2 separate regions of the Homo sapiens genome follow, and region 2 is linked to region 1. Evidence: chromatin contacts called from ENCODE Hi-C or POLR2A ChIA-PET data. All regions are on one chromosome and are shown on one strand. The core of a region is the stretch at or near the end of the contact, and the rest is flanking DNA. Distances in the headings are between cores, read along the strand shown. Region 1 holds the start of NETO2 (neuropilin and tolloid like 2). Region 2 holds the start of C16orf87 (chromosome 16 open reading frame 87).

Evidence for each region. A loop is a pair of places that touch in the nucleus more often than their neighbours do. ChIA-PET counts read pairs that join two places held with the same protein, here RNA polymerase II (POLR2A). Pooled maps may share reads with other maps.
Region 2: a loop to region 1 is called in a map of B cell, with 37 times the contacts of the local background. The contact joins the promoter of C16orf87 here to the promoter of NETO2 in region 1. A Hi-C loop is called at or near these places in 7 of 168 maps with a recorded cell type or tissue (B cell, CD4-positive, alpha-beta T cell, CD4-positive, alpha-beta memory T cell and 3 more), 5 of 37 single-sample maps with no recorded cell type and 18 of 50 pooled maps. POLR2A ChIA-PET finds 5 or more read pairs at or near these places in 3 of 52 experiments (HEK293, MCF 10A and activated T-cell).

The regions. Positions count from the first base shown.
Region 1 is chr16:47,141,783-47,146,664 of GRCh38, forward strand. It overlaps NETO2 (neuropilin and tolloid like 2), which reads right to left and starts at 2,163. Exons shown (of 9, transcript NM_018092.5): 1 at 1,797-2,163. The coding sequence starts at 1,830. It overlaps ITFG1-AS1 (ITFG1 antisense RNA 1), which reads left to right and starts at 2,286. Exons shown (of 4, transcript NR_110904.1): 1 at 2,286-2,712. RefSeq lists silencers at 167-256, 267-316, 1,144-1,293, 1,464-2,303, 2,364-2,693.
Region 2 is chr16:46,827,622-46,832,783 of GRCh38, forward strand. C16orf87 (chromosome 16 open reading frame 87) reads right to left here and starts at 3,559. Exons shown (of 4, transcript NM_001001436.4): 1 at 3,463-3,559. The coding sequence starts at 3,528. RefSeq lists a silencer at 3,256-3,905.

The DNA.
Region 1 (4,882 bases), core at 913-3,412:
TGTTTTCACCGTAGCTCTGCCATCACCAGAATCCTTTCCTGAAAGGTACAACACTCAACGCTTCACCACGATGGCCAGAGAGGGCAGTGTGCACCCACGGGAAAGGCAAAGGCAGAAACGCTGCAAATCCCTTCACCATTGGAGGAGGCGCTACCAGCCCCTACCCTATCCAGCTCGATTTTATCAAGTTCTGCAGGTAAAGCGGTGTGACAGATCTACGCGATTTCATCCGGGGGTGCTCTCGGATGCACGGTCAGTAGCATGCTGACAACCTTACCGTAGTGAGGGCGCAATCCGACAACGGCAGAAAATTCAGATAAGCAACACGATCAGAAATCCTAGTGTGCATACGGTTTATCACGAAAGAGTAAAAACATTCCTTTCCCAGGAATGACTGTAAAAATTAGGAGTTAGAGATATGAAAGCCACAGGATGAATTTCAGAGTTGTTTTCAATTGTAATAAAGAAATCACTACGGATTTACGGTTTGTGAAATATTCATCAGCTAGAAAGTCCTAGGTTACCTTAGTACAAGCTGTAGATACGTTTACAGTGGGGTAGTTAAACGTTTCGAATTACTGAAATCTCAATTACGAATTTAGGAATATGTGGAGAGTAGACAATGTGTCCAATTAAAATCAAAAGCAAAATTACACTGAACTTTCTAATAAAACAAATTTGAAAAAAGTGCTGTTAGGGAGCAGGAAAAAAGTCACTCTACAAATATTAAGATACAGTGCTGAGTTATACATAACACCGTTAATAATGCCTCAGCCGTACCCTCGAAATTTTTAAAAAAAGAACATGTTACGACATTACAAACACGTCAGCTTTCAATTTAAATCAGCAGGGGGAAAAAGGGAAGTCCTTTACTGAGTGGTGGTGCTGTTTTCCCTCTGGAAATTGAAAAGACGATTTATTCAGTCCGAGTTTCAGGAGCAACTTTGTATCCCAATCCTAATTATCTATGTATATAAATTTTCATCTAAATTACCACCTCCTGGGAAATGCAAAGCCGGTGGAGTAGGTTTTAGAGCTCTGTGCTCTGGACAAGCCAACTGTTTTAATTCCCAGTACAACAAATTAGTAAGAACCGAACACCAGCGGCGGGGAATTCTGAGACCTCTGGCGGAGCGCGAGGAGCGCCGCGTCCCGGGAAGCACCCGAGCAGCAGCGCTCCCCGGGGGCCGGGACAAGCCGGGTCCGCGGCGCCCGCGCGCCGCCCCCGGAGCCCGCAGTGGTGCCGCAGCCTCCGTGGCCGCAGCAGGTGGGACCCGGCTGGCCCAGCAGGCCCCGTTCCCCGCCGCGAGGTGCAGGCGCCGCGGGGCTATTCGAAAACCACTGCACGACGTCACGGCCGCGGCTTTTATTGTTCTCGTGGAATTACTTTTTGCCATCACATCTGGAGAAAGAGCGGCCTCCGCTCCACGACAGGAATCTCACAACTTTGCAAAGGGATGCGCGGAATTCTACGGAAGCGGCGCGAGGGCGCAGCCCGGAGGGCCCTGCTGGGCCCAGGGGCCTCCTGGCCGCCTTCCCGACCCGATCCCTCTTCCCACACGCGCCCCGCGAACGTCGGCCGGACTCGCAGGGGTCGGAAGCGGCGCGCCCGGAGAGCCGGCGGAGCCGGGCAGGGCTCGCGCCCCGCGGTCCGCTCCGAGTAGCCGCGAGCCCCGCCAGACAAAGAGGCGCGTCGGGTCCCGGGCGCGGGTAAGGGACGCAGAGGCGCGGGCAGGGCGGCGCGCCAGCCTCGGCCCGCAGGGGGCGCCGTCCGTGGCCCCAGCCCCGGTCCTTACCTTTGAGGACCGAGCAGAGCCGCTCCAGGGCCATGTTCCCGAGCTGCCCGGCGCTTCGCGAAGGGCTGAGGTAGCGGCGGCGGTGGCTCGGCGCTCACGGCTCGGCGCGGCGGCGACGGCCCCACTCCGTCCCCATCGCCGGCCAGCAGCTGCCTCCCCGCTCCCCTGAGGAGAGCTCAGGTCCTGCGGCCCGCCATGCCCGAGCCCCACAGTGGGCTCCCGCGCGGCCCGAGCACCCCGACGGGCGCCGCCTCCTGCTCCGCGGCGCCCCGTCCCATCGACCGCCCGAGGGCCGAGGAGTGCGGACGCGCGGCGCGGGACCGGCAGGCAGCTCCGCCCGCGGCCCCGGCGCGGGATCCACTGAAGTGGCGGGCGCGGGGCGCCCAGGCTCATTTAAGGAGGGAGCGCGAGCGCCGCGTGCCGGCTGCGCCGCCTGTGCGCATGTGCCCGCCCCGCCCCGCCCCGCGCCGCGCCTCGCGCGCCCGCCGCGGCCTCGCGCCGTGGGACGGCGTCGCTCCCCGCCGGCTGCCGTTAGGGCTGGGAGCCGGCTGGGCGCGGGGGTAGTGAGGGTGCCTCTCGCCGTGGCTGCGCGGCGGCCTCGTCCGAGAGGCCGGCGCCGGGGCAGTGACCGGCCCGTGCCCAGCCGCCGCGCAGGGCGCCCGGGGCAGCTGGCCGAGCCCTCGATGCCTCCCGTCTGACGGAGGCGCCCGGGAAGCGCCGCCCACCTCGGCCCCGCACCCTCGCCGGCCTGCCGGGTCTCCGCCAGCCCTAGCAGACAGAGAGGGGCGCCGGTCCCTAGTCCCCCAGACCTCCATTCAAGGTCAAAACTTTGCCCAGCTCAGCCTTGCTCGACCCTGGGCAGGGAAGCGCGGACATCGGCAGAGGGAGCCCGAGGCTCTCCGTGCCCTTCGCGCCGGTGAGTTCCCGACCCGCGGCGCTGCCGGCGTTTCCCTAGCGCCCGCCAGGTTGACAGGCACTTTAGTACCAACTCCTCAGACTCCCCCTCATGAAGTAGGTTTTAGGGGATTGGAAAGTCGAGGCCAGAGAGGTGAAGCCCTTCGTCCAGAGCCGCGTAGCGAATGAGCGGCAGGGCTGTGCACCTCCCCCGGGGCTGCCCTCCTAGCAGCTAACCACTACGCTGGGCAGCTTCGCCAGCTGATGGGAGTCTCCAGGTCTGCCAACAACTGCCTGGCTGTTGGTGGTATTCATGATCCTGCTTTATTTTCTCCACAGCGGTTATCACACTGATATGACCTTCCTCATTTATTTATTTGTTCATCCTTTATATCTCCCTCACCCTCACACCATTAAAATATCAGCTGCTTGCAGGCAGGCCGACTGCATTCATTTTTTTCACTCCACACATACGTATTGGGTGTTAATTATGTGCAGAAGACAATGATTGGTGCTGGAGATAACAACCGTGATCAAGGCCTTACCATAATAGAATATTTATGCCTGTCTCTGCGTGTAGTAGGAACTCTGTAAACGTTTGTCTAACCAATTGTAGCTAAAGACAATGTCAGGCAACTGAAACATTTTTCAGGTGTTAAGCTCTTCTCTCTCACTTTGTATTCCTTCAAGAAAGGTACAAAAGCATAAATAATTCATGAGATTTACAAAGGAAAAACATACTTAACACCAATTAATATCGAGGTGTTTCACCCTTTGCCATGTGCTGTGAATGGGGGCATAAAAGATGGGTAAGTTTGGGTTCCTAAAGGTAACCACCTACTACAGTTAAGATCGCACACGAGAACCAATTAGGAAATAAAACATTTAAGAACTTTTTCCCACGGATATGAAAAGGTGGCTCACGCATGTAATCCCAGAACTTTGGGAGGCTGAGGCAGGCGGGTCACCCGAGGTCAGAGGTTTAAGACCAGCCTGGCCGACATGGTGAAACCCCATCTCTACTAAAAATACAAAAATTAGCTGGGCGTGGTGGCACGCGCCTGTAGTCCCAGCTACTAGGGAGGCTGAGGCAGGAGAATCGCTTGAACTGCACTCCAGCTTGGGCAACAGCGAGACTCCGTCTCAAATAATAATAATGATGTAGCATATTAGTAGAATAGGAGAGTAAGAAGACAATATTAAGTATAGGTTACAGACAACAGTGAACCAAAAAAATTTGAGAGGAAGGGGCTCTCAAATTAACATAATAGTTTCTTAATGTGAAGTTGTTGACTGAAGGAAAAATCTGCGTGTCATGTCATCAGAGAAGACTTCCTGAAGGAGGTGACACACAAACCATGGAAATGCTTGGGGTGGCGAGAGGAGAGGAGGCAGAAGAAGAGCTCAGCAGGCAGGGAGCAGGATGAGCCTGGAACGTGGGGCAAGTGTTGTGTTTGGTATAAAGAGGTTGGACATGGTGGGCTTTGATTATGGAGATAGGTGCTCAAATGCTAGTTAGGTAAATGATTACTTTTAATAGTGCAGTAATGGAGTTCTGGGAAGATTTCATCTGGCAGTTGAGGTTGTAATAAAAGGGGAGAGATTAGAGCAACCACAAGAATTCCAAAAGTAGATCTGTAATACTTCTACGTTTACTTTAGAAGCTCTTACTTGTATTATTTTGATTAAACCTAAAAAATCTTTTTTCCTCTAGAATGTTGGCTTGGGAGTAGATTCCAATTGGGAATGTTCATTTTGTGGCTCCCTTTTAAGACACCTATCTTTTTTAGATGTGCTGGTGGAATCGTCTGCAGTCGATTTTTCGAGGAATGTAGGAAAGCACAGATCATAGCTGAGACTACTGTGTGGCCATATGTTAGCCAAATCAAAAGGGAAGCGTTTTCATATCTCTCACTTGGGTTCTGTATTTGAATTATTATTTTCCTGGAAGATCACCCAGTAGCACCCAGTCTGTTCCCAGATTACCTGGCAGTTTCCAGGTGACTGAGGGCTCGGCTTTCCTTGCATCCTGCCAGTCTCCCAGGCATCCATTCAGGCTCTCCAACTCCTCACAATCATTCCTATAGTTTGAACTGGGTTTTCTCTGACCAAGTCCCATGTAGTACTTGAATGGTATTGCATGGCATTTACTTGTTACTAGAATGAACCTTGTTTTTTTTTTTGAGACGGAG
Region 2 (5,162 bases), core at 2,309-4,808, 310 kb before region 1:
CCCCAGGCTGGAGTGCAATGGCGCGATCTTGGCTCACTGCAACCTCTGCCTCCCAGATTCAAGTGATTCTCCTTCCTTAGCCTCCTGTGTAGCTGGGATTACAGGTGCCTGTCACCACGCCCGGATAATTTTTGTATTTTTAGTAGAGATGGGGTTTCACCATGTTGGCCAGGCTGGTCTCGAACTCCTGACCTCAGGTGATCCACCCACCTCGGCCTTCCAAAGTGCTGGGATTACAGGTGTGAGCCACCATGCCCAGCCTGGATTTTTTAAATCTGAAAAAAAAAAAAATCTGGTCCTATAGTGTTTCACTGATTTTTTTACTTTTTTTTTTTGAGACGGAGTCTCTGTCGCCCAGGCTGGAGTACAGTGGTGCGATCTCGGCTCACTGCAACCTCTGCCTCCCGGGTTCAATCACTTCTCCTGCCTCAGCCTCCCGAGTAGCTGGAACTACAGAGGTGCATGCCACCACACCCAGCTAATTTTTTAGTAGAGACAGGGTTTCACCGTGTTAGCCAGGATGGTCTGGAACTTCTGACCTCGTGATCCACCTGCCTCGGCCTCCCAAAGTACTGGGATTACAGGTGTGAGCCACTGCACACAGCCATTTAACTGATTTTTTAAAAGCTCCAAAATAATTACATTACAGAAAACTCATTTATATTCTTTACTACTGAAAGAACCAAAGGAACTTATACCAGACATATTTTATATACATCACATAAAATGTCCTTTAAATTAAAAAAAAGCTGCTCTATTTTTTTTAAAAATGAAGGCAAAAACAGAAGCATACACAAAAGATACCAGAAAACTGACAAGAATCTTGAGCACTGATGCACACAAAATGGCTCAGTAATTTTGAGTGATTGATGGATATGAAACCCCTTGAAAATGAAAAGGACTGTGGTTTAAGATGTTTTAGAATGATATGTTCAATAGAAGCCTGCAAAGGAGATGTTACAAAGCAGTTGAAAATCTAGCTTTTTCTTCTTTGCTGATCTCTGTACCCATTTTTCAAACTTACACACCCACATAAGTAAATCTAGTCAACTGGGAAATCTCAAATTTAAAGATTTTACATTTATGTTTATAAACTATACCTAAATTCGAATTTAATTTTTTTTAGGCAACTTAGAATCATAGCAGTATTCTAATGTTTAGAAAATGGCTTTCTGGATTATAATCATATTCTGGCTTATAACTAAAAGAAGCTAGTACTTTTAAATAATGAGAAAGCTAAAATTCATCCATTATTTTTTCACATCAGGTTCATATCACCAAAAGTTTTAATTAGTCCTTATGTATGTTACATTCACTTAAGTATTTGGAATAAAGGACAAAACAAACCAACTCATTAAATTATGTACTAGTTTGCTCTGGGTGGAATTATGCACCCCTCGACATCCAAATTCATATATTGAAGCCTTAACCGCAATGTGATGGTATTTGGAGATGGGCCATTTGAGAGAGAATTAGGTTTAAATTAAGTCATGAGGGTGGGGCCCTCATGATGTGATTAGGGACCTTTTAAGAAAAGGGAGAGAGCTTGACCCTCTTTCTGCCATGTGAGGACACCAAGAAGACAGCCATCTGCAAGCCAAGAAGAGAGCCCTCACCAGAACATAATCATGCTTTTGTTATGGCAGCCAAAGCTGGGTAAGCTGATTTTATATGAAAGAATAAATATGGGGGAGGGGGTGTATAACAAAATGAATGTGATCTTTCCAAATAAAACGCTGATCTTGTTTTGTTGAACAGTTTTTCAGAAACTCCTATAAGTTTATTATCCTTTGCTCTTTTATATAAAAATAGCCATAAAAAGTGGCTATTTTTCCCAAAAGGTTGCTTTATGCCAATTAGAACAAAGTCAGGATTTGCAAATACTTGTGCCTTACAGAAATTGGAATGCATAACGCATACCATGTAAACCTTACACTTCTACACAATTAACTGGAATAATTGGAAATGATTTAAACACTGAAATAATCTCCCGCAAAGAGTCATATTGCAAAGTCCAGTTTTGTCAAAATTTAACAAATTTAGTTCAGTAGTAAGAATGAAAGTAACTCTTTGGAAAACATGACTAAACTGTTTTTATACTGCATACTGGTATAGCTCCTACACTGTATTTCTTGCACAACCTTTTTCTGATAAGCATTTTTACTACAGCCCATAAAGGATACTTAATAAAACATGTAACATGTTTTCTGTTAAAAGATTTGAAAAACCTACAAGAATTCTCCTTGAAAAATGCACTAAAATCAGCTTATTAAAAAGTCTCCAGCCATTTCAAATTACTCTTGATTTAAAAAAAAAAAAAGGCGGTGGGGGGAGGGGAGGAGAGAAAGGTAGTCATTTTGAAAAAATCCACTCAGTGGAAAAGGAAAAAACACACCCAGATCTACATGTTGGTAACAAACGAGGGCCTTACGAATGGTTTTAACTGAAGTAGTTTTAACTCATTAGATGTTAAGGCTTAAAGGAATGTCTATTATTCCAGTAAAGAATTGAGACACGCTTCAACACAGCGATCACTGAAATGAGATGTTTTAAATTACAACTATTACACCATGAACTCAATGTAGAAAGGAATCGTTTCAAATTCAAGAAACGAGATAGAGAGATAGAGAGATAGAGAGAGACAGACAGAGAGAGAGAGAGAGAGAGAGAGAGAGAGAGAGAGAGAGACACACAGAGACATTCAGACAGACAGGGATACAGATCTGGAAGCAGACAGGCCAAATTTGTAACAGTGGATACTGCGAGGGGTGGGGAAGTTAGGAGCGCCCAAAAAGGAGGAAGGGCTTAAACAGGGGCTTTATTCAATCATGACCCATTAAAAACGATGTAAAGGCAGGATTCGCGATTGCACAGCAAAAATATAATAAATAGATGAGGAAGGGGAAAAAATCTCCAAATTCGCCGAAACTCAAAATCATTACACGCGGCCCCCTTTGTCCCACTCAGGCGCCCGCCCCGGTCGCGGAGGGGCCGTTTTGGGGAAGCCCCGCACCCGTCGGAACCGGGAACAAAGCCGCCCCGGCCGCAGGAGGGGTTCTCGGAGCTAGGGCCTGGCCTCGGAGGCGGGCGTGCGGCACACTCTCGCCGGGGCTGCGGCCCGCAGGCTCCCACCGCTGTCACCGCCGCCGGCGAGGAGAGTCTGGGGCTCCAGACAGCCGCCCGGTGAGCCCACCAAAGGCGCGCTCCTCCAGTGGCCGGGACACAGCAAGAAGGGGCTTGGCCGTCTGGCCGCCGCCAGGTGGACGCTGGCGGGCCACGGCCCCGGGCTTTTCCCGGGAAACCCCTCGGTGCAGCCCGACCGGCCCCGGATCCCCGCCGCCGCCGGCGGGCCCCAGGATCTGCCCACCGCTCGGCCTCCGGGAGCCCGGCGAGGCCCCCCTCCACAGACAACGGCCGCCAAGCCACTGCCGCCCGCCCGCGCGCCCGGCCCCCGGCACCCACCTGTTGGTCGCACTCGGGGCATGATTTGGTGGCCATCTTCACTTTCTTGGCTCGAGTTGCAGACATGCTCCTCTCCCTTAGCGGCGGCAGCAGCGACGGCTCGGGCTCCTCCCCTCACACTTCGGCAGCCCGGCCTCCGCCCGCCCAGTCCCCGCGGGCCTCAAACAAGCCTCTGGCGGGTGCGCGCGCGCGCGTGCGCGAGCTCGCGCGGGACCTGGGCGCCAAGGGGGCGGGGCGGAGCGTCGGCCGGCGGCTCCTGGGGACCGCGACACGCGCTCCCACGGCGGCTCGCGACCCACAGCCCGCCCGCGAGCTCGCCCAGAGTATCACGAGACGAGGGGAGACCTCCCCCCCCTCCGCCAGACCGCCCCGGCGCGGCAGTGGCCACGCCTCCTCTCGGCCTGGCCGACTACGAGGGGGCAAGGCCTGGGCGGGACTCGGCAGTAACGGGCGTCGAGTTCGACCAACGAATGCATAGGTAGGGCGGGCCGTAGTGCTGGGCACGCCCCATCCCCACAGAGACCGTGGGAGCGAAGGCTGGGGAATGAATGGTGAAGGGCGTAGCGTGGATCCTGGCATTTAATAAACTTAAGTAGATGTTACCAAGGCTAATCATTGAGAAATTATGATAGACATTTTATGAGACCACTGGACCCAGCAGCAGAGTGAAAATTCATTTATTTATTCAATATATAATTGCCTAAGTCCCACTGTCAGGAAAATTTGAATAAAATGCAGTGTCAGCCTTCAAGGAGCAGCCTAGCTGTGTAAACCAGTGCTACTCACTATCAAGATGAGGGATCAGATGTTTTTCTTTTTCCAATCTGTCCGTGACTGATACTTACTAAATTAACATTAAAATTAAATTATTCGAGGCTGGGCGCAATGGCTCACGCCTGTAATCCCAGCACTTTGGGAAGCCGAGGAGGGCGGATCTCTTGAGCCCAGGAGTTCCAGACCACCCTGGGCAACATAGCGAGACCCCCATCTCTACAAAAAGTAAAAGATTTTTAAAAATTAGCTGAGCGTGGTGGCCCATGCCTGGAGTCCTAGCTAGTAGAGAGGCTGAGGTGGGAGGATCGCTTGAGCCTATGAGATTGAGGCTTCAGTGAGCCGAGATTGTGGCCACTGCACTCCAGCCTGGGCGACAGAGCGAGACTCCGTCTCAAAAAAAAGAAAAAGAAAGAAAAAGTGAAATTTAAAAACAACTATGCAAAACGTAAGCTTACTTTTAAATATTTAATTTGACAGACCCAAAGTTATACTTAATAAACAATCAGAACAAACATAACAGAAAGAAAATTTACAAACTGTACACTTGGCTCAGAGAAAATTTACCAATATGCATTTATTACAGAGACTGGCTATTCCACTGATAACTTTTTATTCAACAATTGTTAACTAAAGCAAAGTTATGAGTTACAATTTTACATAGTAAATGCCTGTAAGCACACTTTGTATAAATAACAGTTATATAAATGTTTAAAGCTTTTAATATGAAACCCACGAAATTGCTTCCTGTTTGGTCCATTTACAGGCATACCTTGGAGGGACTGGGGGTTCAGTTCCAGGCCATTGCAAAAAAGAGAGCCACACTCAATTTTTTGTTGTTGTTTCCCAGTGTATATAATAAACATGTTTCCACTATACTGTAATATATTAAAAGTACAATAGCATTATGTCTAAAAAACAGTGTACAC